2 separate regions of the Homo sapiens genome follow, and region 1 is linked to region 2. The links are chromatin loops, found by intact Hi-C in ENCODE. Cell type or tissue: Caco-2. All regions are shown on one strand.

Region 1 (8,000 bases), 69 kb before region 2:
TTTGGCTAGTCTTACCTTATAGAAAGAGTAACAGTAATAGTACAGTGCTACTCCATTATCAATAGGATATGTAACTGTAGGTTTGTACTACACTAGTTTTGCACAATCACCTGTATAATCACTGGCACATGGCTCTAAGACTATTGTTGCGTCAAGGATGAGGTCAATCACTAACACTGTAAACAGCAAGTGAAACTTAAGTAACAGAAAAGAAAGAACTGATGCGAATGAGAATTGCTGAACTCTGCTATATGATAATTCTCTAGCTCTCCACTTTAGAAAAGCCAGAATATAAACCCTCCTGGGATATGAAGATGACATTTCCATTTTGATGATCATCTGAAATTCTTTAATGCATCAGGATTATAGTAAATATATCATCCTTGCCAACATTCCCCAGATAAATGGGATTTTAGATTAGATGAGTGATAGAAATCTTCTAACCTTGAGTTTAGGAAATTATTTAATGATACAAAAATACAACTATTTCTTCCCTAAAGATTGTATGAGTTAGGAAACTCTTATAAACCATTTCCTTTATGTTTTAGTCTATCTGAATTTCTCTTTACTTCTGCTGGAAATGCCTTGTCAGGTACAAAATTGCAAAGTAATTGCTCGACTTCAATATGACTACGTTTACAAGAATGAGAAAATCACATAGACCTTTGGGGCTTATTTCAACAAATGAAACGTCAGGCTGAGGCCAAACATAACTCCTCTGGGGTTTATTTGTACCAAGCTGACAAATAAAGCCAGGCAGAGTTTGTTTGGACTCACTCTGACATTTCCTCTATTGAAATAAGTATATTATATATTCATTAAAAGTCATTATTTCAGGAATATCTAATATTTTGAGAAATACTGTCTATATACTATTAAATGAAAACATGCAAAACCTCTCTATATATAGCATATCAATTTTTTAAAAAAAGGAAACTATTAAGAAAAAATAATAAAATGTTACTAAAAGCTATTTCTGGTATAATTATAAGTGATTTTTTATTTTTGTTACTTTTAATTTCTTGTTCTCATTTTATAATCAAGTTGAAGGAGTAATAATAAGTAGCAGAATACAGAAACCAATTTTATTGATAAAAAATTTCACCAAAGACAAATTCTTCCTCAATTAGGGTATGAAAGAGCTTAACTGCCTATTACCTGCATCAATAAAGAGAACTTTTACCCTGTTATTTCAAGAGAAAAAGCAATACTAAACATATTTTTTCTTAAGGAAACATTTTATTTCCTGAAGTAGTTTGGTGAATTAAAATTTTTTTAAAAGACATTTTTATCAAATAAGTATATGAATTACATTTATCCAAGTTTAGGTAAATCTGAGATGATATATGAAATCAAATAATAACTAAGCCAAAAGATATTCAAGAACTCCCTCTTTTTTCTGATGTCTTGGAGGATTGAATTAAATAATAATAATAATAAATAAAAAGAACTTCCTTTTTTAAAGTCACGGGTCCAGTAACAAAGACCCACTATTCTCATTTCCAAAAAGTAAAAATACAATAAAGTTAAAGCGATAATGGGATAGAAGAGAATAAACAGATCATGTCTCAGAACCACCTGAATCTTTGAACCATGAGACCTCTGAGTCCCTCCAGGACATGAAGCACTTTCAGGACAAGTATTCTCTATCAACTGAGAATATGTACATGTCCTCTATAGCAATTATAACTCAAGTATCTTAGGAGAATTTTCCTAAAATGAGTACATTTTTAATAGTGCTCCAGATGGTTCGTCACAGCATGTTAATGTAAACCACCATAAAAACTGTTTCAAATACTAACATACATGCACATATATACACACGCGCGCACACACACACACACACACACACACACACACACACACATGCCCGCGCACACAGTGTTCTGGTTGCTGAGGCATCTAGTTAAGCATTTTTATGCAATAAATTTTAACTCATTATTTGACCTTCAACGTTATGTTAAATTAAAACAGAAAATCTTGAAATATTTTTAACAGTACTTGCCTTTTTTGCAGATTCAGAAAAGAGAACTCCGTTGTTTCCAACGATACCTACTGGGTACCCAAATATTCGAGCAAATCCTCAAAAGAAAGTTCAAAGAAGATTTATGTCTTGTGCTTTTCCAAGGGCTTCAATTCACAAGAAAGAGGCATATTTACACATTCTTTAATATCAGATCCAAGTTTAAAATGCAAAGAGATTTTGTCTATGGTATAAAACAGCTCATGTCACAATCTTCTTGTTCCTAAGGTCCTAGACTCTGGTTTCTTTTGCTTCTAGAAAGGGTCACGATACATGTAGAGTTATCCATTTGTCTTGATTGATTTGATTAAATAATTGGCTTAGTGTATTATCCATTTATTCATTTAATATATCTGAGTGTCTAGTATGTACCAGACACTAGGGATACTATAAAAATATCATTTTTAATATCAAAATAATTATTGAAGAAAAATTAACAGATAAGAGAGAGTATCAACATACTGATAAGCCAGAAAACTGAATTTTTTTTTGAGACAAGGTCTCACTCTGTTGCCTAGGCTGGAACACAGTAGCACAGTCATGGCTCACTGCAGCCTCAAATTCTCAGGCTTCAAGTGATCCTCCCTCTTACCTCAGCCTCCTGAGTAGCTGAGACTACAGACACTCACCCCCACACCCAGCTAGTTTTTGTATTTTTTGTAGAGATGGGGTTTCGCTATGTTGCCAGGCTGGTCTGGAACTCCTGGGCTCAAGTGATCCTCCCACCTTGGCCTCCCAAAGTACTGGGATTATAGGCATGAGCCACCACGCCCAGCCTGAATCTTTAAAGATTTGTTTTTTTTTTCTTCTTTACTCTGGCTTTGTCTGGGTTTATGACTTTTTAAAAATCATCATGTTCTTATTTATCTATTTATGAGACAGGGTCTTTTTCTGTCGCCCAGGCTGGAATGCAATGGCGAGATCATGGCTCACTGCAGCCTCAACCTCCCGGGCTCAAGTGATCCTCCCACCTTGGCCTCCCAAGCAGCTGGGACTATAGGCCCCAGTAGTCACTACACCTGGCTAACTTATCATGTTTATTTAATGTGATACAATGAAACCCTGATTTGATGGCCACCTACATGTATTTCAGTCCTAAAATCCCAGCCAAAAACTTATGCAGTACATCCTAAATGGCACTGCCACTTACAGAAGCAATTCAGAAAGGGGTAAACTTCCAAAAAGTCCAGAAATCCATTCTTAGTCCTGCTTCACTGCACAAAGACATGGGAATTTAACACATCACTCACTGGAAAGATGCTGCCCCTGCAAATGCGCAACCCTGTTAACTACTTAGATTCAACCCACACTAGGCCCCACTTAGGGATCTCCAGGCACAGACAGGATGCGCTGAGTAGGGAACATGTCCCCACACTACTAGGGACACCCATAGAGGGACGGTCTTCACCAACTGCCTGATCAAACCTGAGTTACAAACGGGAAAGCACAGTGTCCAAGAAACGACTAGAGGCTACACATGGTAAGTGCTGAGGCAGGAGGAAACCCTGAGGAACTTCCAGAGACATTTGAGAACCAGAAAAATCTGTCCTTCCCTCTCACCTCCTCACCCTTTATGCCTCCCACCTTCTCATTCCTCCCATCCTTCTTATCCGCCACCCCCACCCCCAACTCCCACCACCAGCCTCTCATTCCCTTCTTCTCCTTCTCACTCCCCTTCTCTGTCCCTAAATGTATTTGAACTCCAGTACAGTCAAGAGATGGAAGAAACCAGGTTGTGTACTCTAGGGGATAAGAGTGCCACAGGGCTTTTAGCAAGTAGGAGGCAAATCCATAAAAGCAGATGACAAAGACAGCCCATCCATCTTTACAGAAAGCAGAAATGGCTTTGACTTGTTTTAAACTGCTACACAATGACTGTTACATTCTGAACAATTTGGTGACAAATCCTGTCTATATATCAAACAAAAAGCTTTTAATCACTTAAACACCTAAGTACAAAAACATAAATTCTACTCCCAGTGTGAACCCTTCTTTTGTTCACAAATCAAACTAGGACAAAGTACTGTGATTTATCCTTAAGCCTCAATGTATATTTGCAATTTGGATTTCTGCAGCTAGTTTTTTTCCTACTCTGGTATTACCTTTGACTAACTACTATATTTTCAAGTTTTTTATGAACAAGTAAAATTCACAAAATTTGTTCTTCCATTTGTCCCAAATAGATTATTATGGGTCTAGCATCTATCTCAAAAACTCTTCTTCAAAGGCCTATAAACTAAACAGTTTAGATTTAAAAAATTAACTTTTATAAACATCCTTATTTTGTTTTTCCTGACGTGATATACTGAATTCTCAATCTAGTGTCTGCATGAATCAGCTTAAGACCTACACAGAGGCTGTGAGAAGGTTTAACTCACTCTATATCCTTCTGGGAAGCTAAACACAATATAAAACTTCCTCGTTGAATTGGACAGTAAAGAACAAAGGAAACAGTGCTGAAACTTTCAAAATAATTATTGTTATCCAGAAAAACAAAAAGAACTACAAGTATTTTCTACTAATTTTACTATAAGAACCTTTTTATACAACTAATGTCACAAAGTCACAGATAGGGACCCACACCACAGCATCTAGCTATTAACATTTTAAACTATTTGGATCCATGAAGCCATTAAGCTACAAATTATGTTTATAAAGCAGTTCCTTTTAAAAGTGGCTCACACATTTGTAGTGCTCTCAACAACAAAGCCCATGTCAAGTGTATCAAAGTCTTGAAACAAGAGATTCCTGATTTTCAAAGCAGCAGAAAATGTTCGTATTTTCAATTCTTCACCTTTATACCTGTAACTAATGTGTCTCCATAAAAGGCTTTGAACTCAGTGAATCTGCTTCCATCCACGATTCTAGCAATGACCTAAGAGGAAAAACAACAATGGCCTTGAGAAATTATATTGCAAAAGAATTTTTGTATTAAAGTTACTTATAGGAAAACAATTCACAGTGAAGTTGTCACTTTCACAAAATTTCACACTACACAGAAAATCTCACTAGAATTTCATTTGACATGCCTGGTTAATGCCCTGAAGTCATTCTGGGTTCTGATTTTATACTTCACTATACAAGCAACAGCACCATGCTGCATGCAAGAAAAGCAGGAAAGGCTCCAAGGGCTGGTTGCTAGACTTAGAGCTTCAAGGACTGTTCGAATGTACCGGCAGAGGTTCAGGGATGCAATGAGAAAGCTGGGTAGAGACAGGGCTCAGAGTCAAAAGACACAGGCTCCAATCTAAGGTATCAAGTATGACTGGTATGCCCTGGAGTAAGTCACTTCACCCCTCTGAGTCTCAGTTCTCACTTCTGGAATGATGGAACAGAAGAGCTGTGAAGATATGATCTACTTGTAAGGAAGTAGGAACCTACAAAAATCATGCTGACATGAAAAGCCAGCTCTGACTCCCAGCTCTCCGACTGAGAAACTAGAAAATTCTTTAAGCTTCAGTTTCCTCATCTGTTAAAAAAAAAAAAAAAAAAAAATGTAAAAAGTGCTAACTATTCCTTTCAGCAAGAAATAATAAATTAGAAAAAAAAATAAAAGGATAAACAGCACTATCAGTTAACAGGGTAGAAAAAAGAAAAATAAAAAAGTAAAAAATAAAAATAAAGTGCTAACTAAAGCATACTGTCAGGCTCTCATTAAAGTGTAGCTATCACTATTATTAAGCACTTAATAAAGACTCATTGATTCTGAATCTGGTATACTTGAAGGATCATCCACATATGTATAAAGGAGTGGAAATTACTAAATAGTTTATCCCTGGGGCTTATCATTATATATCAGGACTACTGTAAGGAGTTCTAAACAGGAAGCATATTTTCAATTTCAGAAACTATTTTAGATGATACATACTATTTTTCTACATAGTTTGCACTTCGCTTTTTCTGTCTGCCACATCAATCAAAATCTTGTTTTGTATGATGCAAAGGCTGAAAACTGAGTGAATGCTTCCCAACATCTTTCTCACCATCAAGTAAAAGTTTACTCTGAATTATTTTTTACTTCTTTTCCTAAAAAATCCAATAATACAATGGGAATGTAACAGTTATCTGTTTTGGGTGCTATATACCTGTAAAAATTGTACCTTTAACAAGCAATCAACACGTAACAACTATCATTCTTCCACACAGAGATACGGCTGCTCAAAGGGCACAGCAATTTAGGACCATTTAGTGAAAAACTATGTTGTATTTGCATTACAATTAACACCACCAGGCCACATAAAATACATTCACTTATCTTCACAAAAAATCCATAATGTCGAGAAAGCAAAAACAGCCTTGTTGCTGATATGGAGAAGGTTTGAGTAGTCTGGATAGAAAATCAAGCCAGGCACAACATTCCCTTTAATCCAGAGCAAGGTCTTAACTCTCTTCAGTTCCCTGAAGGCTTGGATAGGTGAAGTCGCAGAAGAAAAATTTGAAGCTAGCAGAGATTGGTTCATGAGGTTTAAAAAAAAAAAAGCCATTTGTACCACAAAAGTATAAGGTGAGGCAGCAAGTGCTGATGTATTATAGAAGCTACAGCAAGTTATCCAGAAGATCTAGCTAAGATCATTGATGAAGGTGGCTACATTAAACAACAGATTTTCAGTGTAGATGAAACAGCCTTCTGGTGGAAGAAGATGCCACCTAGGACTTTCATAGCTGGGGAGAGGTTAGTGCACGTCGTCTGAGGACAGGCTTACTCTCTCGTTAAAGGCTAATGCAGCTGGTGACTTTAAGTTGCAGAATTATCCTAAATCTACTCTGCCTGTGCTCTATAAATGTAACAGCAAACCCTGGATGACAGCATACGTATTTGTGGCATGGTTTAATGAATTTTTAAGGCCACTGTTGAGACCTACTACTCAGAAAAAAAGATTTCTTTCAAAATATTACTGCTCACTAACAATATACCTGGTCACTCAAGACTCTGATAGAGATGCACAAAGAGATGAGTGTTCTTTTCATGCCTGCTGTTATAACATCCACTCTGTAGCCCACGGAGCAAGGAGTCATTTTTACTTTTAAGTCTTATTATTTAAGAAATACATTTCCTGGGCCGGGCGTGGTGGCTCACACCTGTATTCTCAGCACTTTGGGAGGCCAAGACGGGTGGATCACCTGAGGTCAGGAGTTCAAGACCAGCCTGACCAATATGGTAAAACCCTGTCTCTACTAAAAATACAAAAATTAGCTGGGAATGGTGGCATGCACCTGTAATCCCAGCTACTTGGGAGGCTGAGGCAGGAGAATTGCTTGAACCTGGAAGATAGAGGTTGCAGTGAGCCAAGATTGCGCCACTGCATTCCAGCCTGGGCGACAGAGCGAGACTCCGTCTCAAAAAAAAAGAAATACATTTCCTCAGGCTATAGCTGCCATAGATAGTGATTCCTCTGACAGATCTGGGCAAAGTAAATCGAAAACCTTTTGGAAAGGATTCACCATTCTAGATGCCATTGAGAATATTCACGATTCATGCGAGGAGGTCAAAATATCAACATTAAGGATATTTAATTAAATTAAAGATACTGGAAGAAGTTGATTCCAACCCTCATGGGTAACTTTGAGGGGTTCAAGATTTCAATGGATGAAGTCACTTCAGATGTGGTGGAGATAACTAGAGTTAGAAGTGGAGTCTGAAGATGTAACTGAACTGCTGCAATTTCATGTTCAAACTTGAACAGATGAGGAGCTGCTTCTTATGAATGAGCAAAAAAAGAAGTTTCTTGAGATAGAATGTACTCCTGGTGAAGATGCTACAAACACTGTGAAATGACAATTACGGATATAGAGTATTACATAAATTTAGTTAATAAAGCAGTAGTCAGGTTTGAGAGGACTGACTCATTTTGAAAGTTCTACCCTGGGCCAGGCGCGGTGGGTGATGCCTGTAATCCCAGCACTTTGGGAGGCCGAGGCGGGCAGATCATGAAGTCCGGAGATCAAGACTATCCTGGCTAATACGGTGAAACCCCGT
Region 2 (8,000 bases):
GACCAAGTAAACAATAGCAAAAATTATCATGCCTAAGCCTCTACGGACACAATGAGTAAACTGAGTTAGAAGAAGTTTCACAAAATGTAAAGCAATTGTGGCAGCCCATGGCTCAGACAGATTAACAGGAATCCATAGCCCAGGGATGCAACCTAAAATCATCAAAGTAGAGATATTATGTGTTTGCAATGTGCTATGATTAATGCAGTGATATAACTGGCAAGATTTACAGGTCAATTGGGTATTGTTTACCTGGAGCTGGTCCTTCTTAGCTGCCAAAAACACATAAGGATTAAAAACACAAACTGTAAATTGAGTGGTGATATTCTTTACAAATGTAACATTAAGACTGTGTTGCTTACTATTGCTATTATTGGATAGTATTATGGCAACCCAGATGTTGCCATTCATAAATGGGAATGCTGCCTTCCATATCATCTTTTGAATTGGTCCTTTCCTCCCTAGATAATGCCACTGAGGAAGAGGCGGGCTAAAGCCTGCTCCATGCCAAGCAATCTGGGCGGCCGACTGGGATTGGATCCCAGTGTTATATAAAGAAGAAGCATTAAAAGCTTGCCACCAATGCCAGCAAAGTTTGTGCCACGATTTCTGATTTTCTTCTTTTCCATCTAATTGGCCTTTAGGTCCCCAATCCACAATGTCTCCAGTTAACATAGATTGTTTTCTAGCCAGTGGGCCAAGACACTGGGTCTATGGAGGGGGGTAGGAACTATTGAAGGGAATCCATTCTGTATAGTCAGCACAATGAAGGCGATTGGGCCAGGAATGGTTGGTTAGCACACCGGTTACATTAATATAACCAAGACTTAATAAGTACATGATTTTCCCATAGTGACTCAACCATGTGTGAGCTTGAACTGTAAGACAGCTATGGCTGAGTGATGTCTTTGTGGTGACACACAAAGGAAGTCCTTCCAATGGAGCGGTATAATTAATGACATTATTCTGAGAGTCTAACTGTTCTATGTCAGGTGGAGTTAGGGGTCCTGGAGCCCATGCTCCTTAATCATGATAAATCTTAGGAGGAGTGTCACTCCAAAGTATGGGTCATACTGCTGGGGACTTGGGAACATATGCCCAATATGTTTTTGCCTCTGCACAGGAAAAACATACTGCACAGGATATTATGGCTAACATGGCCAAGAACACGGAATCAGGGGTTTTTGTCTGGCCTTGACACTCCAGTAGTTTCTCAGCTTCCTGCGTAGTTTTCTTGAGTTGTCCCAGGTTATGGGGGTTGATGTCGTCGTGACTCTGGTCGATCTTCTCTCTGTAACAATAGTTCCTAAGTATTGGTATGGGGAAGTTGTTTGTACCTTCTCTGGAGCAATGTTGAGATTCCAATTAACAAGAGCTTACTTTACTTCTCTGAATAATTGATGCAATATTTGATCTGTAGGAGCGGCCAAAAGAGTATCAGCCATAAAATGAATGATGTAAGCAGTAGGAAACATATTCCGAGGCTCCTTTAATGCCTGTCCTACAAAATGCTGACATAGCGTAGGACTGTTAAGCATGCCTTGGGGTAAAACTCTCCATTGATAATGAGAAACAGGTTCTCTTTGATTAATAGAAGGCACAGAGAAGGCAAATTGAGGCTTATCCTTCTCATGTATGGGTATAGTAAAGAAACAGTCCTTAAGATCTATTACTACAAGAGGCCAGTCTCTTGGAATAGCCGCTGGAGATGGTAAACCTTTCTGTAAGGTGCCCATCAGTTGAATTTTTGCATTACTAGCTCTTAAATCATGCAGCAGTCACCAACTTCTGGACTTTTTTGGAATAACAAACACTGGAGAATTCCAGGGGCTAACTGACTCCTCTATGTGTCCTGCATCCAATTGTTCTTTTACTAGCTGCTGAAGTTGCGTCAGCTTCTCCCAAGATAGCGGCCATTGATCCACCCATATGGGTTTGTCACTGAGCCATTCTAATGGTAAGGCAGAGCGTGGAGAAGAAATATCAATGACCTCCATCAGAAATCCTGAGGTCCTAGCCCTTTTCTATTTGTTTTTCCAGTTATTGATATTGGATTAGGGTTTCATTGTAGGAACCTCCCCAGACCTTTTCCACTGTGATATCCCATGTTCTTCAACATTTTAAATCCTGGGTTATCAAAGTTTTCATTTGTAAGTTTCATATCCCATGCTGTAAGTCTCGACCCCATAAATTGATAGCTGTATTTGCGACATAAGGCTGAAAAGTACAAGACTGTCCATCCGGACCAAGACAAGGTAAAATCTCAGCACTTTGTTGAACACTTTGAGCTGTTTCTACTCCCAGTAAGTATGCAGAAGTTAATTGCAAGGGCCAGGATGGGGGCCAATTGTCTTTAGATATTACTGACACATCAGCTCCCATATCCATAAGCCCATAAAATTTCTTTCCTTTAATTTGTATTACACAGGTGGGTCTATTAGAGGCTACTGGTTGGGACAGACTTCCCATGTAGTTGTGCTCCCAAACCCTTTATTTCCTCATTTCTCCTTTCGTGGAGAAGGGTGTAATTTGCAGGGAATAAGCAATAATTGAGCAATATATTCTCCCAGTTCAAAAACCCAAAGATCTTGTGACATTAAAACTACTTGAATTTCTCCTTCATAATCAGAGTCAATCACTCCTGGGACTACAGTAATGCCCTGTAAGTTAAGACAGCTTTTGCCTAAAATTAGTCCCATGTATCCTGTGGGTAAAGGACCACAAATACCAGTGGGAACTTTGATGGGTTTGTCTCCCCCAACTAACATGATTCTTTCTCTAGCGGGTAGATCTAATCCTATATTTCCTGGTGTTCCTGGGGTGAAGGAACCAATGTGCCTCCGGGAACCCATCCCTGAAATGGGGTTGTGGTCTGAACTGGGAATGCCCTCATTGTTTGAGAGGCCCAGGGCCAGGCCCCGTCTCGTTTCCTGACAGGGGGGTGCCATTCTGATGAAATTTTGAGCGGCACTGATTAGCCCAGTGATTTCCTTTGTTACAGCGAGGACAAAGTCCTGGCATTTTTTTCTGCTGGGGGAGGAACTGCATTGTAAGATCCTTTCTGTCCTGAGATCTGGCGGCATTCCTTTTTTAAATGTCCAGTTTTTCCACAATTATAATATTTTCCCATTTTAGGGTCTGACCCTTGGCTCCTTTTAGATTTGTCAACAGCTAAATTAGCCATTGCTTGCACTGACATTGTAGATCGATGAAGCTCAGTTCCTACATCTTGACAAGCTCTGAGGAAATTTCCCAAGTTTTTGTACACCTCACTGGTGCCAGGGCACATTTACAATCCGCATTTACATTCTCAAAAGCTAGAGTTAAAGTTAGCATTTCTGCAGCCACGGTATGAGGAATCTGACGCTTCACTGCCTCTTGCAATCTTGCAAGAAATTGTACATAGGGTTCCTGCAACCCTTGCATGATATGTGAAAAGGACTGTACTGGGACTCCCTCTTCAGGAATTGTGGCCCAGGAACGTTTAGTGGCCTGTACACACTGCTGATAAGCAGTATCTGGGAGTGCCATTTGACATTCCAGGTCTGAATAAGGGCCTTTACCCAATAGCAAATCCTCTGTAATGTCTCCGGGTCCAGCAACACGGTTCTGTCTAGCCTGGTCTGCACACAGTTCTTGCCAATTTAAATTCCACGTCAGATATGCACTAGCAGACAAGCAAGTTCACGCCAATTGTTTTACATCAAAGGGTAAAAGACGCATAGCACCAAACACAGATTCTAGTAATCCTAAGGTGAATGGGCTCTGTACGCCCTTACTTACCACACTCACTTTTAATTCCTTCAACAACTTAAACTCTAGTCGAGTGTGTTCATGAATGAGCTGCTGTGCATTATTTGGATCAGGTCTTATGGAAATAGGAAAAGCACAAGGTCCTAAGGACTCTCCAGCTATGGCAGCAGAGCGTAAAATTATTTGTATTGGGGTCTCTATTTCTGCTACCTAAGGAGGTGGTGCAGATGGTTCTGCAACTGGAGCAGGTGGTATAGGCCAATTTTCATCCTCCCTCTCCTGTTTTTTCTTTTCTTTTCTTTCTTTTTTTTTTTTTTGAAACAGAGTCTCGTTCTGTCACCCAGGCTGGAGTGCGGTGGCACGATCTTGACTCACTGCAACCTCTGCCTCCCGGGTTCAAGCATTCTCCTGCCTCCGCCTCCTGAGTAGCTGGGACTACAGGCACATGCCACCACGCCCGGCTAATTTTTGTATTTTTAGTAGAGACAGGGTTTCACCATGTTGCCCAGGCTGGTTTTGAACTCCTAACCTCAAATGATCCACCCGCCTTGGCCTCTCAAAGTGCTGGGATTACAGGCGTGAGCCACCATGCCTGGCCCTGTTTTTTATTTTCAGCTGGAGCTGTGGGTGGGACAACAGATTCTTTCAGATTTTTAGACTCAGCCTGCTGTCCCACAGAATAATAAGGAGCTAATGGTAGAAGTACAGTACAAATTAAACTCCAAGTGGAAAAAACAGAAGAATCAACTTTAAGACCTTTTTTCATGAGGCTGTTTTAATCGTTCTCCTGCTCTGTCCCAATCTTCCACATCAAGAGTTTTAATAAGCCGTGGAAACCATGGGTTATGCGTAATAACCTCCTGTAGCATCTTAATGAATGTCTGAGAACCCGAGCACCAGTTTGTTTCAACGAAACTTTAAGCAACTGCACATAATGTTTTCCTTCAATAGACAAATTCTGCTCCATGTTACCCTGATTCAGAAAACTTCCCATTCCCAGTACTTCTTTAAAGCACTGCTCCTAGTACCTTTTTAGGGCACTGACCTTATATCCGCTGCCAGCAGACTCATCCCGGGGTCCCCATTCGCCTTGTCAATTTCAGTTCCTCTGCTCTAGCAGACATTCTTCATTCACATCCTCGAAGCCCCTGTGTTTGGACGCCACTTGTAAAGCACCAGATTCTGTTGCTGTTCGAGGCACCACTTGCAGCCTGCCAGGATCCCTGGTGGACTGAACAAAGGGGGATGAATGCGGGAATAAAGACAAGAGACAAAAGAATATGTTTGGAAGAAGGGTCAGGGGACACCTTGTCTCTAGTGAACAAGGGCCCTGAGCTTTACACAGCCCTCTGTATTTATTAGGCAAAAGAGATAGTGAGAAGGGGTGTGGAAGAAGAGGTCAGCTGCTCAGTCCAGAGTAGGCTTGCAAGACTGCATTCCTCGAACAATAGGCTCTAGACGTCCCAGTAGATAACCTCAAGGAGCCGGGGCCAGGGAGCGATGGCCCTCAGCAAACTTTCTGGGGCAGGCACAGAAGTGAGTTTGCCCACATTCTGTATTCATGATAAACAGTTTGCTCTTTGATCATGTAGCCTCCAGTGGAATGCTGAGTTGGTCACAATCCCTTTGGCCTTTTCGGCTCCCAACATATTCCCAGCATTTTGGGAGGGTGAGGCAGGTGGACCTGCTGAGGTCAGGAGTTCGAGACCAACCTGGCCGACATGGTGAAACCCCACCTCTACTAAAAATACAAAATAGTGGGGCATGCCTGTAGTTCCAGCTACTCGGGAGGCTGAGGCAGGAGAATTTCTTGAACCTAGGAGGTGGAGGTTGGAGTGAGTTGAGATCTTGCCATTGCCTCCAGCCTGGGCAACAAGAGCAAAACTCCATCTCAAAAATAAATAAATAATTAATTAAAATAAACTTCAGGATTGGGGCCCAGCAATCCGTGTTTAATAAGCCCTCCAAGGTGATTCTGATGCTCACTACTATACAGAGGAAGCCATGTACAGGAAGCCATCTGAAGACTCAGGAAAATGAGGATGTTGGAATGGATTCACAGTTGTCCCTGGGTATCTGAGAAAAACTGGTTCCAGGGGCCAGGTGCGGTGGCACAGGCCTGTAACCCCAGAACTTTGGGAGGCCGAGGCGGGTGGTTGGTTCACTTGAGCTCAGGAATTCAAAACCAGCTGGGCAATATGGCAAAAACCCATCTTTACAAAAAATATAAGTATTAGCCAGGCACGGTGGCATGCACCTATAGTCCCAGCTACTTGGGAGGCAAAGGCGGGAGGATCCCTTGAGCCCAGGATGTGGAAGCTGCAGTGAGCTGAGATCGTGCCACTGCCCTCCAGCCTAGGTAACAGGGCCAGACTTTGTCTCAAAAAGTAATAAAATAAAATGGGATAGTATTTGCATATAACATAGCACTATTCTTCTATATACTTTAAATCATCTCTAGGTTACTCATAATACTTAATACAATATGAATGCTATATAAATAGTTGTCATACTTATTTTTTATTTGTATTATTTGTTATAGTTGTATTGTTATTTTTATGTTTTATTTTTCAAATATTTCTGATCCTTGATGGGCTCAATCTCAGGATATGGAACCTGCTGATAAAGGGGGACTGGCTGTATTTATGTGCATCTTATTCAGACACCCCCTAACCATAACTCCCAAGAGGGCCTGGAGGACACTCTTTTCTTTAAAGTCTTGGTAACAGAAGCATCAGCCTCTTTAAAGAGCTGATGCAGCCACTATGATGGTTGTCCTTTGCAGACTGGAGATGATGGTGAGAGGTACTGCCAAGGAATTAGGCCCCTTGACCTCATTGGGAATACTGGAAGAAGCCAGGCAGCAATGCCGAACTGTTTTAGACCAGGTAGGCACAATTACTGTAATAAGCCATAGCAAAGGATTGACATAGTGTATTTTTACATGTGGGGATCTGTGATGATGGCTAATTGATCCCAAGGTTCCTGTTAGACTGACAGCCTTCTAAAGTGTTGCATGACACCTATAGACAAAACAATTCTAGGTCTGTTGTGCAAGAACCAAACTCAAGTCTCCATAGTGGAGAGAGCCTCATATCCAGTTTCCAGACTAAATAAATCAGGTTATAGACCCAAAGTCCCTTGACTGAGGGGGCAGATGGGAGCCTCTGAGGAAGGATTTTGTAATTGTGGCTTCATGGGTATACCATAAATCTTCCCCCAAGCCTTCTGCAGAGAGAACTATGGTTATTCATCAGGGTCTTTGCACTGGGGAAACAAAAATACTCAGCTATTTCACGGTTATTAAGATAGTGACTCTGAAATTATACTGATTTCCAGAGACCTTAAAAGCCTCTGTGATCCAGTTTTCAGAGTGAAGGCTAATGGAGGTTGCGTGAAAGATGGATTCTTGGTCTGACTTCTCACAGGAGCCCATCCTGTAATTATTTCCTCAGTCCCAGAATACACAGAAGTAGGATATAGCAGAATCATCACACAGTTTCCTTAACCCATGAGATAAGGCATTAAGGAAAGGCCAAGTAGAAGGTTTAAACCACCCCCATTCTCTGACCCACATAGTGAGTGGGATCTGTTGATTCCTACTACATTTCCATTTGATTCACCAGCTTGGCCAGCTGTTCAAGTCAGACAGGTCCGAATGAACAATGTTTCACATTTTTTTGTTTTGTGTGTTGGTGTTGGTGTTACACCTTAGGATCACCTGCAGATTTTTTTTTTAAATGGAGATGTCTGACGCCCACCCCCAGGCACTGCGAGTGTGTGTGTTTTCTAATTATTTTGAGACAGGGTCTCCCTCTTTCACCCACGCTGGAGTACAGTGGCACAATATCAGCGTACTGCAACCTCCACCTCTGGGCTCAAGTGATCCTCCCACCTCAGCCTCTCCAGTAGCTGGGACCACAGGCGCGTGCTAGCACACCTGGCTAATTTTTGCATTTTAGTAGACAAGGGGTTTTGCCATGTTGCCCAGGCTAGTCTCAAACTCCTGGGCTCAAGCGATCCTCCCATCTCGGCCTCCCAAAGTGCTAGGATTACAGGCGTGAGCCACTGTGCCTGGCCCTATTATTTTTTAATGTTTTTTAGCAACAGGGTCTCACTCTGTGACCCAGGCTGGCACGATCATACCTCACTGCAACCCTGAACTCCTGGGCTCAAGCAATCTTCCTGCCTCAGCCTCTCAAGTAGCTGGGACCACAGGCACACACCACCATGTTCTGCTAGTTTTT

What was found. A loop is a pair of places that touch in the nucleus more often than their neighbours do. Peaks named below come from ENCODE experiments on the same cell type or tissue, not always from the same donor. Only the 100,000 strongest peaks of a DNase experiment are listed, where the experiment ranks them.
Region 1: it touches region 2 in a loop (2.6-fold over the local background); 1 of 110 quality-filtered maps calls a loop at or near these places.

Annotation. Positions count from the first base shown.
Region 1 is chr5:71,637,901-71,645,900 of GRCh38, reverse strand. MCCC2 (methylcrotonyl-CoA carboxylase subunit 2) reads right to left here. Exons shown (of 17, transcript NM_022132.5): 11 at 4,826-4,898; 12 at 2,006-2,082. Among named protein-coding and RNA genes, the nearest start is that of MCCC2, 55 kb to the right of the region's middle. In Caco-2, no CTCF peak of the experiment used is centred here; no DNase peak of the experiment used is centred here.
Region 2 is chr5:71,569,298-71,577,297 of GRCh38, reverse strand. It overlaps a transcript of BDP1 not described here. Among named protein-coding and RNA genes, the nearest start is that of MCCC2, 14 kb to the left of the region's middle. In Caco-2, no CTCF peak of the experiment used is centred here; DNase peaks (open chromatin) are centred at 3,517 and 5,257.